Linked DNA regions of Homo sapiens: all the other regions are linked to region 4. Evidence: chromatin contacts called from ENCODE Hi-C or POLR2A ChIA-PET data. All regions are on one chromosome and are shown on one strand. Each heading gives the region's core, a stretch centred on a gene start or an enhancer-like site at or near the end of the contact. The rest is flanking DNA. Distances are from core to core; before and after follow the strand shown.

Region 1 (2,700 bases), core at 152-2,651, 2.7 Mb before region 4:
CCAGAGTAGCTGGGATTACAGGTGCCCGCCACCAAGCCCCAGCTAAATTTTGTATTTTTAGCAGAGATGGGGTTTCACCATGTTGGCCAGGCTGGTCTCGAACTCCTGACCTCAGGTGGTCCGCCCACCTCGGCCTCCCGAAGTGCTGGGATTACAGGCGTGAGCCACTGCGCCCGGCCTAAAATATTTTTTATTTTTGTCTTTATAGGTTTTTTTTCTATGTGTGTGAGAGGATTAAATGAAATAATGTAATTAGTAAAGCGATTAGTTAGCACTTTAAAAATATTTATAAATGTATACATAGATATATAATACATATCTATGTGTACAAACACTGAAGTTTCCTATTCTTTCTGTGCCTACTTTTTCCTTTCTTTCCCCGAATACTTTGTCTCTGGAAGAGTTCACACTGTAACCTCCAACTGTTCCAGCTACTTGGTTTGCTTTCAGCACTAGGCTTGTAGGATGCGCAGCCAGTAGGGGGCAAGAATCACCCAGGCGTGCTTATTACCCAAGCAACGGAGTCAAACAGCACTTTCAGAATGACTTTACAAAAGGGTTACCAACAAGGTAATATGTTTATTGTGTTAGGTCGCTTAATAATAACGAAAAGATGAAAACAAGGAAGTGAGAAGCGGTAGGGACAGCCCTACTCTTCAGTATTCATTAAGTGGGAGCCCCGGTGTGTCGGGCTTGCGTATGAGCGTGAAGACAGACGTGGGATGGCTGAGCTCACACGCCTTAGGCTCTGATTCTAGCCGTGGTCGCGCCGAGGGCTCCGGGTTACTTGCGGTTTCACTGCCAATAAAGTGCTTTGAGCGAGCCTAACAAGCAATGAATATGTAAACATTTTGTTTCTAGGACTAACTAGGTAATGAAGAGATCTTCCAAGTGACAGAAACGCTGCTAGGTAACTTCCTGGGCCGTAGCTCCCCACCCTAACAGGTTCTGAAAATAGCTCCAGGCCCTTCCTAACCGGAGTTTGAAAGCAGGCGCGGGGCGCATGCGCGCGGCCCTCCGGCCGACCTCCCGATAGCCCTGGCACGCGGACCTTCTTCCCGACAGGCCGCGGGGAAAAAAGGGCGGGGAAACGGAATTACCGCGAGCTCTCCGTGAGCGCCGGCGGAAACAGTAGTCACGTGACTCTCCTAGGTGGCCTTCGCCTTCCCCCTCCCCCTTCGCGGAAACCCGGCCCCCTCACCCCTCGCCCACCCCAGAGCCGCGGTAATGGACCGTTTGGGTTCCGGAATTCTCTTGGATCCAACAACTGGTACCGGGCCGAGGATAGCCGGCGGAGTCCGTTTTTGGCGGCGAAGACTGGGGGGTGGTCAAGATGGGGGGGAAATCATCTTCCTTCACCTAGGAGGGAGGCGGGGCGGAGAGGGGCGCAGAGAGGCGGGTGGGGGAGGAGGGAGGAAGTCACGTGAGGGCGCTGCGTGCGCGCGGCGCCTCATCCGTTGCCCCTCCCCCGCCCCTCCCGGCGGGGCGGGGGGGCTGGGGGAGGGGCGTCAAGATGGCGGCGGGGAGGTAGGCAGAGCAGGACGCCGCTGCTGCCGCCGCCACCGCCGCCTCCGCTCCAGTCGCCTCTGGTCCTTCAAACTCACACCTCCCGGGAGGAGCTGTGCTGGCGCCGGGTCCCGCGGGGAAAGTAAGTCCTTCCCTTGGCCCTTTTCTCCTTCCACACTCCCCCTCCCGGACAGCCTCCCACTCCCACCCTCGGGGGGCCGTGCGGGGCCAGGCTGGGGGGACAGCCACCTCGCCCCGGCTTGGGGCCTCCCTCGCCGCTTGCCGCTCCTCGCGGCCGCGCGCTCCGGGGCCCTCGGGGGCATGTTCCCGACGGCGGCTCCGTTGTACTCGCTTCCTCTGTTCGTCAGCGCCGGGCCCCGCTGTCGCCGCTCGTGGGGCTTTCGGGCTCCGGGAGCCCCGCTGTCCCGGGCCGGAGGCACCCCTCTTGGACCGCGGGGCAGGGTCTGTGCACGCCGGCTCCGCTGGGTTCGCCCCTTTGGCTTCCGCCTCACAACCCGGGGGCTGCGGGTCCGGGACCCGCGGGGAAAGTAAGGACCGGATCCTTCCCAAGTCCTCTTTCGTGCCCCAGCATTGCTCCCGGCTCTGGGCGAGGGAGGGAGGCAGGCGACGCGGTCGTCCTTCCTAAATCTGAACCCCACAGCGCGGTCTCGTACATGCCCCGCTCTTGGGGCGGTGGGGAAGCCGCGGGGGACACGTGCAGGCTCCCTTCACGCCTCTCCAGGCGACTCGCTTAGTTCTGCCTCGGCGGGCGAGCTCACCTCCCAGACCCTAAGAATTACCCATGGAGGGGAACGGCAGTTGGGGATTTGCTTACTTTGAGAGCGTTTGGCATAACGAGCATCCAGAGTTCCCCAAAGCAGTGGATACCGGTGGTTTCCCAGAAGTGGTTTGGGGTCGGTTTAACCGCTGAGGAGATTTGGATGTTCCTAAACCCTTCTGATTGTTTCTTTCCTGACCCTGGCATCCAGCTCCTCCCCTTCCCACCCCTGCTTTGTGCTTCTGTTTGGTTAATGTTTGCGGACCACTAACTTGATCCTCGCACAGAGAAGCTCTTTTTATGTGCGTGCTCGGTTTACTGTGGGAGGCTTTTGTTTTGGGGAGTCGCTGGTTGAGAAACGTGGGAAAAGAACGGGCCAGAAAATGAGAGACAAATAAAGCAACGTTTTTATCCAT
Region 2 (2,700 bases), core at 122-2,621, 2.5 Mb before region 4:
TCTTCAATGAAGTAAGTCCTGGTTTAAACATAAAATATCTTTTGGAATTATGTAATATAATTTAAAAAATCATGAAAGATAGGATAACATCAAATTTACCCTTTGAAAATTGCCAGGCGTGGTGGCTCATGCCTGTAATCCCAGCACTTTGGGTGGCCGAGGCAGGAGGATGACCTGAGGTCAGGAATTCGAGACCAGCCTGGCCAATATGGCAAAACCCCGTCTCTACTAAAAATACAAAAAATTAGCCGGATGTGGTGGCGGGCACCGGTATTCCCGGCTACTCGGGAGGCTGAAGCAGAAGAATCACTTGAACCCGGGAGGCAGAGGTTAAAGTGAGCCGAGATCGCGCCACTGCCCTCCAGCCTGGGTGACAGAGAGAGACCTTGTCCCCCCTACCCCCCTCCCCCACAAAAATAAAAAAAGTAAAAAAAAATTGGTAGGTATACTTAGGAAGCTCCAATGAGATGTAACGCCTCCTGGCAGATCTGTTATTCCAAGGGCAGATCCATTTCCTGGGTTGTGGAGGCCTAAGTGATAGTGCCAGGGAAGTCCCTTTACTGTGAGCCAGAACTCCTGGAGGTAAATCGAGTAGCTGGAAAGACCTTAAAGGTTAACTATGCTGAAGAATGTGGCCTGCACAGTGCGCATGAAATGGGCTGGGGTCCCACGGGGAGGAGAGCGAGTTCCCTTTGGTCCTTCAAAAGTAGGGCTGGGTGGCTTGCGCCTGTGATCCCAGCACTTTGGGAGGCCGAGGAAGGAGGATCGCTTGAGGCCAGGAGTTCGAGATCAGCTTGGGCAACACAGTGAGACCCCCCCACCCCACGTCTATTAAAAAAAAAACGAGTATCTCCGCAAAAGCCTAGCAAGGGCAGTGCTGACCTCTACTACGTGCCAGGCCTGAAACAGCACCTGATGCGTGCTCACAGCTCCATTCCGCTCAGTTTTGTACATGAGGATCCTTCCGTTTCGCCTTGGGCCTCCGTGGAACCGTTATCTCCAGGACGGTAGTCTCTCCTCTCCCCTGCCCTGAGTGCCTGAACAGCCCCAGGGCCGACCCACAGCACCTAGCGTAAACCAGGTCCCGAGAAAACTGAGCTCGGGTGTCACGGCCGGCCCCACCCCACCGCCAGCGCGGCCTCAGGTAAACTGGCTGCGCCACTCGGGGTCGCAAGTCGGGAAAAACCCAGGCGTCCCGGCTCGCAGTCCTCTCTCCGGAGCCTTTGACAGTCGTCGGCAGCCGTAGGGTTACCTGGCTTCTCCGCAGATGCTTACCTGGTCTCAGGACCCGACTCGTGCCCTCAACGTTCTAGGGATATCCAAATCACCTCAGCGGAGGATTCGCAATCGCGATCCCTGATCTGCGCACGCGCCGTACTCCGATCGCGGTTTCTCTTATCTACCAGAGGCTCATGTTTACTCACTGCGCATGCGAGAAACTGAAGCTTCTTTCCCTCGTGGCAGCGGCTGGCTCCCAGAGAGCCAATCAGAGAAGAGAGTTTCACAGCAATCCCGCCCCCTTGTCACTCCCCCGGGGTTGGATGTCTCTCTTTGGTTGGAGCTGCGCGAGGGGGAACGGCGAGGTGGACGCGCGCGCCATGCGAGGCTGTCTCCGCCTCCTTCCGGGCAGCCAATCACTGGAGAGACGCCGGGCGCGCGCGCGCTCCCTCGGGTAACGGTCGCGAGAGGCCGCTTGCATGACCCTGACATCGGCAGCGGGAGCGGCGGCCAGGTAAGCGGCCACCAGCCTGCAGGGAGCTGTAGGCCGCTGGGGACAGGAGACGAGACTTAGGAGACACTGTCTTAGCGGCCCCTTGAGTGTGGTGATGGGCTGGGGTGTGGGGTGACGGCTGCCGATTGGCCTGACCCCCTCGGAGCCCTTCGGCGTGTGGGAGCTCTGCCCGGCCGCGGTGCGCCTTTTCTAGACTCGGCGCCCTTGAGTGACACTCGCGCGGCCCAATCGCAGATCGCTCTTCCTGAGGGGCGGGGGGTTTGTGGGGTTTTTTTAATTTTTCCCCCCATTTTTTGCCAAGGTGCCCCGGTTTCCTTTTGGAATCGCGGTTGTAGTTGCAGGAGCGGTGGCTTTTCTCCGTCCTCCCTGCTTTCCGTAGCTTAGGCGACTGCATAGATTCTCCCTCTCCTTCCCACTTTGACCCGATAGCCGCCACCAGCCATTGCGGGCTGACTGTGAGCTCAGAATGTCGGGATCTGGCCTCATCCCCATCTGAAATCTCTTCCTCTCCCCCAAGCCTCCCGTCAAGGCGGAGCGCCCAGTTAACTTTCATGTTTCATAACCATCAATCGTTCCTTTTCCCCAGCTCCCTTTTTTTGCTAGGGGGTAGGGACACCAAAAGCGTCATATCTTGTTGCTGGGAAATATAAAAGCTCTGCTCTTATATTCATTCTGTATCAAGTTAAAAAAATTTTTTTTTGCATTGTATTTGTGGGTGTTTAAGGATTTTTCCCTCTTACTTCCCTGCCCTCCCCCCAGCACCTCCACCCCAAATGGAGAAGCATCTTTGAATTTCTAGTGGTTTTCCATCTGGATCTGCATCCGGATCCGGATTACCTTAGCAGGGGAAATAATAGATGGGGTTGCAGGTTCATCTCCCTGGAGAGCTTGTGTTTTCCTGGTGTAATAGCATGGTGATTGGAATCCAGGTATTTCTGTTGCCAGTTGGAAGGGGCAGTCCTTGACTG
Region 3 (2,700 bases), core at 34-2,533, 2.3 Mb before region 4:
CTGAATCTATCTGGGTCAACTGCAAGTTCCAGACTGTTAGCTGAAAGGGACTTCTAGAAGGGGACCCATCCTGTTTCAGGCTGCCCCAACCTGAGCCTAGCTGGGATGAGAACCCCTAGATGTACCTCAACCATCTGGGCCCACACAGGGACAGGAGACAGTCATGGCCAAGTCCTGTGTTCCAGAGGTTGCTGAGGACTCTCCTGGGAAGCTTCCCACCACTGACTCCAGGGGAAGGAGGAGGAGGGAGTGGGGCAGCAGCCCTGGCAGCAGCCTGCGGGGTATATGGTAAGGTGTGAGGAGCCCAGGGGCCTGGAAGCTGTGGCTGGGATCACATCTGCTCCTGCTGTAAAAGCTTGGGCAAGGGATCCCTCTTTAAGCCTCAGCTTCTCAATCCAAAATGAGAGTGGTGCTTGTGCTTATCTCACAGAGCTGTTAAGAACGGCATGACTAGGCAACTTAGCAACTTAGCATTTCCCCTTCTCTCTCCTGGTGCCAAGACTCAGGTGTGGAGGGATGAGTGGGGGGCAGGAAGGAGGAAAGTGAGGGCCTAAGTGACCCTTCAGGGATCAGGGACTGAGGCTAGGCTCAAGCTGTGTCCTCAAGCTGCGGACACAAATCTAACGAGGAGGAGCTGTGCAGGGGCAGGGGACTGGTACCTCTGCTAACAGCTGCTGGAAGTCCTTGGCGCTAACACAGCCTCGGCTGCGCAGGATCTGGGAGCAGAAAGAACACTGAGCATGACTGTATGACCTGAGGAAATCCCTTCACTCTCTAAGCCTCAGTTTCCCCTGCTTAAAATGGGGAGAGGAGCCCCGACCTCAAAGGATCATGGAGAGAATGAACTGCGGAACCCTGTCAAGCTCAGGACAGGGCTCCGGGCTGGTGTTGCTGTGAGGCGGCAAGCTGAGCCCGGCCCTGTCCTAAGCACCCTACATGCTTGTTCATTCCTTCCTCACAATCTCACAGGGAGATACTATTACCCCTTTACGGTGAGAAAACCGAGGCAGAGAGAGGCCGTCATTCTTGTATTTGAAGATACGGTGCGCGGCGTGCGCAAAGCAAACGACCCTGGGGACGAACTTCCCTCCTCCACTACCCCTCTCTGCCCACTGCTCCGTAGGGACGACAGCGGCCACTCACCGGGCCGTAGTCCCGGCGCAGCTGCTGCTCGCCTCGGAAGCGCACGTGCAGCCCATAGCGCGCCACGTACAAGTTATCGGTGCAGAAGCAGGCGCAGCGGCAGAAGTGCCGCGGAGCCCCCACCGTCGCCATAGTGAAGCACCCACAGCCCTACCAGCTTCCGTAGAGAGACTTCGGGCACGCCCCCAACCGCGGGAGGCGCGGAACCAGCGGCCAAGGGGCCGCTCTAAGTTCCCAAGGGCGGAAAAGGACGAAGACGCACCTCGCCAGGAAACGGTCTGCGGAGAAAGATGCTCCTGGGCCGGGTTGGGACCGGCGGCCTCCTCGTTCCGCCTCCCAGTTTTCCCACTACGAGGCAGGGACTAATGGCTCCACTTTACAGACAGCTGAACTGGGTCGTGCCTTCACAGGACGGGGAGAGGAAGGGACTCGGAGCCCCAAGGCCTTTGACTTAAACGCCGACCCACCCCCCGCCGTCTGCCCGGAGCTCGTGGAGAACCAGCCGAGCTGAGGACAGTTTAAAGAGCTCGGAGGTCCGACTAGTTCCCGCTGGTGCTTCAATCATCCAGCCCTGTACGTTTCAGTTTGGATTTAGCATCTACCCCGGGTCCCTGCCTGGCGCTTCCGGTCCCTCCGCCACAGTCTGTTGGATTACCTCAGATTGCCCCAGTGAGTGTCTCCACCAAAACGCTCCGTCTCGCATTACTTCCGGTGGCGTTCCCAATGGACGCGGGAGGGCGGGGTCAGGTGTGGGAGGGCGACGGGGCGTGGTCTCACCGCAGCCAACAAATGACAACTCTTGCAGACCGAGCCTCTTCTCTCCCCGGACCTTTGCTCAGGAATCTACCAGCATTAAACCTTTGAGCTAGGTACTATTATATCACCGTCTTACAGATGAGGAAACTGAGACCCAGAGAGGCACAGGGACCCGCCGCAGGTCACACATCCAGTAAGGGGCAAATATGGCGTTTGAACCCTACAGAGTTCCCCAGTTAACCACCACAGGGCTTCTGGGAGTGGTGGAAGTATGTGGGATTTGGGGTTTTCTCGTGCAGAGCTGCCCGGCCCGAGAAGGTGTTTAACGTTTTACAGTCGTCTTGATTGCCCAGTGATAGTGAGAGGCCCTGCTATCTAGGAAAGGATCCATTTCCCCAGATCAATGTTCATTACCCGCCTAACTGCCCTTTTTCCCCAGGAGGCCCAGGGCAGGTCGGCTCCCCAGCCACCCACCAGGCAGGCCTGGCACATGCAGCACCCCACCCCACCCTCACCCCCTCTCCGTTTGCAGCAGTTTGCAAGATGAGTGTGTTGTACCTATCAGTTTATTTATTTGTTTATTTACTTTTTGAGATAGAGTTTCACCCAGGCTGGAGTGCAGTGGCGCGATCTCCGCTCACTGCAACCTCTGCCTCCCGGATTCAAGCAGTTTTCCTGCCTCAGCCTCCCGAATAGCTGGGATTATCGGCAGGCGCCACCACGCCCAGCTAATTTTTTTGTTTTTTGTTTGTTTGTTTGTTTGTTTTGAGACGGAGTCTTGCTCTGTCGCCCAGGCTGGAG
Region 4 (2,700 bases), core at 100-2,599:
CCAACAGAAGAAACAAAGATTATAAAGCTGATCTTCCAAAACGGTGGTCTCGGGGCAACCTACATCACAAGCCCCTGGTGCAGAAACCTGGATCCCAGCAAAAAAGCTCAATCTACTATAATCAATTTCGAGTGGGGACTAGGAATCTGCATTTTTAACCAGCTGCCCTGGCAATTCTGACACACACTAACTTTGGGAAGGGAGCAGCTCCGTTAAAAACCACTGTTGCCCAGCAAGTTAAGTCACAATCATTTTCCCCCTAAGCTGGAATTAGAACTCTCAGGATCACCTAGGGGAGGTTGTAAGCATTCTCTGATAGACCATTCGGATTCTTACACTGGTTGACCCAGTTCACACACAGCCACCAGCCTCACGTGCAGGATGGCTTCGATAGAACCACCCTCTGGGGGCGGCCTGCCGATTCTACTTTTAAGCACACATATTCTTCGCTCGAAAAGAGGGCGGGGGAGGAGGCTACAATCAAACTTTCCTGGCCCATTCTCTTCGAAGATTCCTTCCTATTCTGGCTAAGAATCAAGCCCCGCTCCTGCAGAAGGGGCAAGGAAAGCGGCCGATTCCTGGGTCGACGAGAATCTCCCAAGAACTGTCTCGACAGGAGAAGCAGGGGCACCCATGACCTACAACCCGCGAGGCCTGGAGGTAGCAAAAGGCCGCCTTCGTCATTTCTCTCCCAGCTTGGATGGGAGTGAGGGGTTGAGAAAATGCAGGATGAGAAATCCAAATATAACTAACTTCTGGCCAACTCTCTGCCTGTATGACTCTAGGTACCTTGGAGCCAGTGCCAGGCCCTGAGCTCAGAGCGGGCCCCCGAAGAAGCTGCAGAGAGAAACTTCGCTCCAGAGACGCGGCCCCAGGGTCGAAAGGGGCTCGGGGCCCGCAGCCCCCGGCCGGCTGCGCCCAGCACAGCAGGCCCTGGATCCCGCGGCTCGGCAGGGGGACTCTCACCTCGGCCCACCCGGCCTTCCAAAGGGTCCTTGCGGAAGTGGATCCCGTGCACGTCCACATGCGCCTCTCCACCCGCGTTGACCGCCCAAATGACGCTCTCGGGCAGCCCGGCCCCCGCCGCGCCGGCCACGCCGGCCACGCCGAGCCCGGGTCCCCGGATCGCCGGCGGCAGCAGCAGCAGCAGCAGTCGCAGGAGCGCCACAGCGGTTCCCTCAACCGCCCAGGCTCCCAGCATGGCGGCCACCACCACGGGGGCAGCCCCCGCCGACCCTCGTCCTCGGCCGGCTGCCAGGCCACCCCGGACTCAGAAAAACAGCGCCACGGGCCGCTCCGCCTGAGCCGCCGGGGACATGTCGCTCTCAGGCCTCCTTCTTCTCAGCCACGGGTACCGCCTCCCACCTCAGGAACAACCTACCCCGCCGCCCTGCCCCCGGCCACGACGCTGCAGCCAATCAGCGCCCGGCCCTCATTAATTACCCACCACCCCGCCGGGAGGCGCCCGCTCATTGGCTGTCAGGCGCGGGAAAGGGCGTGGCTTCTCCCAGGCGCCGGCCCAGCAGTCGGGCACCAGATGGAGCGCGCGCAGAGGGAGTGAGTTCGGTTGAAGCGGCGGTTCGATGCGGAAGTGGCGGGTGCAGCGCCCAGGCGGCCCCGGAATCCCACAGCTGAATGGGAAAGGTGGCCTGGGGGGGGAAGGTTTAGGGTAGGGCGCACTGACATGTCGCCAGCACTTCCGGTGCTCTAGCTCCTGAGACCAAATAGGCTCTGGAGGGGGCGTGGCCGACTTTCCCGCCCCCTCTTCTTTTCTCAGGGAGCAGCATGAGCATAAATTCTAGTAGGAGAAGCAATGGACACTCTCCAGACCTAAGAGACGCAGTCCTTTTCCCCGCGTGAGGGAGAGGACCCATGCTTTCCCAGAGAGGCCGCGGACACAGGTCTCCAGGGAACGAATCCCATGAGAATAAGGCCCCGCCCCCTCCCCTTAGCGGGCTCGGGGCGGGTGGTAGCGTCCAGACGGCCGTCCAATGAGAAGGCTCCAACGCAGCGGAAACGCGTGGCTTTGAGAGCGAGTGGGTGCCAGGCTGCTCGCGTCTCCATGGCGACGGCCTCTGGCCGGCCTCCGCTGCGTAGGGGCGGGACCGAGGCACCCTAGGCGCTGGCGGGAGTCGCCGCCGGCGGTGCCCAGAGTGGATACCGGGGTTGTCCCGCACGGGCACGGCCCGAACTCCCTCCCTGCTCCTTCACAGTTCACCTGGCGCTCTCCCACACTGGCGATCCCTGCGCTTCGGTCGCTGTTCAAACTCCCATTTTTCCGATGGGGAAACTGAGGCATAGAAAGGGACTGAATTTTGCCAAAGGGTCGCACCGCAAGTGTAGGGCAGAGTCAAGGCAAAAACAAAAAAAACAAAAAAACGCTTATGCATTTTCCATAAATACTGGTCGATTTAGAAATTCTCCCTAAAAGGAAAAAAATGTATCAAGTCCCTGCTACCAGGGTTGTCAGATTTGGCAGATAAAATAGGAGAAGCCCAGTTATATTTGAATTTCAGATAAGCAAATGGGACCCACTTATACTAAAAAAAAAAATGCATTGTTTATTAAAATTTAAACAACTGGACTTCTTGTATTTTATCTACCAATCCTACCTACTACTTAGGCAATGAGCTTTGTGCTACATGAACAAAAAACACACCTGGGGTCCCGCATGAGAATCATAGACTTTGCACAACCCAT

Evidence for each region. A loop is a pair of places that touch in the nucleus more often than their neighbours do. ChIA-PET counts read pairs that join two places held with the same protein, here RNA polymerase II (POLR2A). Pooled maps may share reads with other maps.
Region 1: a loop to region 4 is called in a map of naive thymus-derived CD4-positive, alpha-beta T cell, with 9 times the contacts of the local background. The contact joins the promoter of SBNO1-AS1 here to the promoter of MLEC in region 4. A Hi-C loop is called at or near these places in 1 of 168 maps with a recorded cell type or tissue (naive thymus-derived CD4-positive, alpha-beta T cell), 1 of 37 single-sample maps with no recorded cell type and 7 of 50 pooled maps.
Region 2: a loop to region 4 is called in a pooled map, with 11 times the contacts of the local background. The contact joins the promoter of MTRFR here to the promoter of MLEC in region 4. A Hi-C loop is called at or near these places in 2 of 37 single-sample maps with no recorded cell type and 6 of 50 pooled maps. POLR2A ChIA-PET finds 5 or more read pairs at or near these places in 1 of 52 experiments (OCI-LY7).
Region 3: a loop to region 4 is called in a map of CD8-positive, alpha-beta T cell, with 8 times the contacts of the local background. The contact joins the promoter of OGFOD2 here to the promoter of MLEC in region 4. A Hi-C loop is called at or near these places in 1 of 168 maps with a recorded cell type or tissue (CD8-positive, alpha-beta T cell) and 10 of 50 pooled maps. POLR2A ChIA-PET finds 5 or more read pairs at or near these places in 1 of 52 experiments (activated T-cell).

Annotation. Positions count from the first base shown.
Region 1 is chr12:123,363,649-123,366,348 of GRCh38, reverse strand. SBNO1-AS1 (SBNO1 antisense RNA 1) reads right to left here and starts at 1,401. Exons shown (of 2, transcript NR_157806.1): 1 at 1,234-1,401; 2 at 545-824. SBNO1 (strawberry notch homolog 1) reads left to right here and starts at 1,502. Exons shown (of 32, transcript NM_001167856.3): 1 at 1,502-1,648. It overlaps MIR8072 (microRNA 8072), which reads left to right and starts at 1,506; the gene lies at 1,506-1,585. RefSeq lists enhancers at 742-951, 2,412-2,461, 2,118-2,700 and silencers at 1,122-1,221, 1,352-1,591, 1,702-1,781, 1,822-1,931.
Region 2 is chr12:123,232,107-123,234,806 of GRCh38, reverse strand. MTRFR (mitochondrial translation release factor in rescue) reads right to left here and starts at 1,371. Exons shown (of 3, transcript NM_152269.5): 1 at 1,276-1,371. MPHOSPH9 (M-phase phosphoprotein 9) reads left to right here and starts at 1,666. Exons shown (of 24, transcript NM_022782.4): 1 at 1,666-1,732. RefSeq lists an enhancer at 1,654-1,893.
Region 3 is chr12:122,973,827-122,976,526 of GRCh38, reverse strand. OGFOD2 (2-oxoglutarate and iron dependent oxygenase domain containing 2) reads right to left here and starts at 1,283. Exons shown (of 7, transcript NM_001304833.2): 1 at 1,144-1,283; 2 at 660-716. The coding sequence starts at 1,275. It also overlaps a transcript of ABCB9 not described here. RefSeq lists an enhancer at 1,379-1,838.
Region 4 is chr12:120,685,798-120,688,497 of GRCh38, reverse strand. MLEC (malectin) reads right to left here and starts at 1,349. Exons shown (of 5, transcript NM_014730.4): 1 at 967-1,349. The coding sequence starts at 1,201. LOC105370029 (a long non-coding RNA gene) reads left to right here and starts at 1,349. Exons shown (of 3, transcript XR_945449.3): 1 at 1,349-1,644. RefSeq lists silencers at 991-1,290, 2,131-2,230 and enhancers at 1,045-1,546, 1,641-1,770, 1,861-1,970.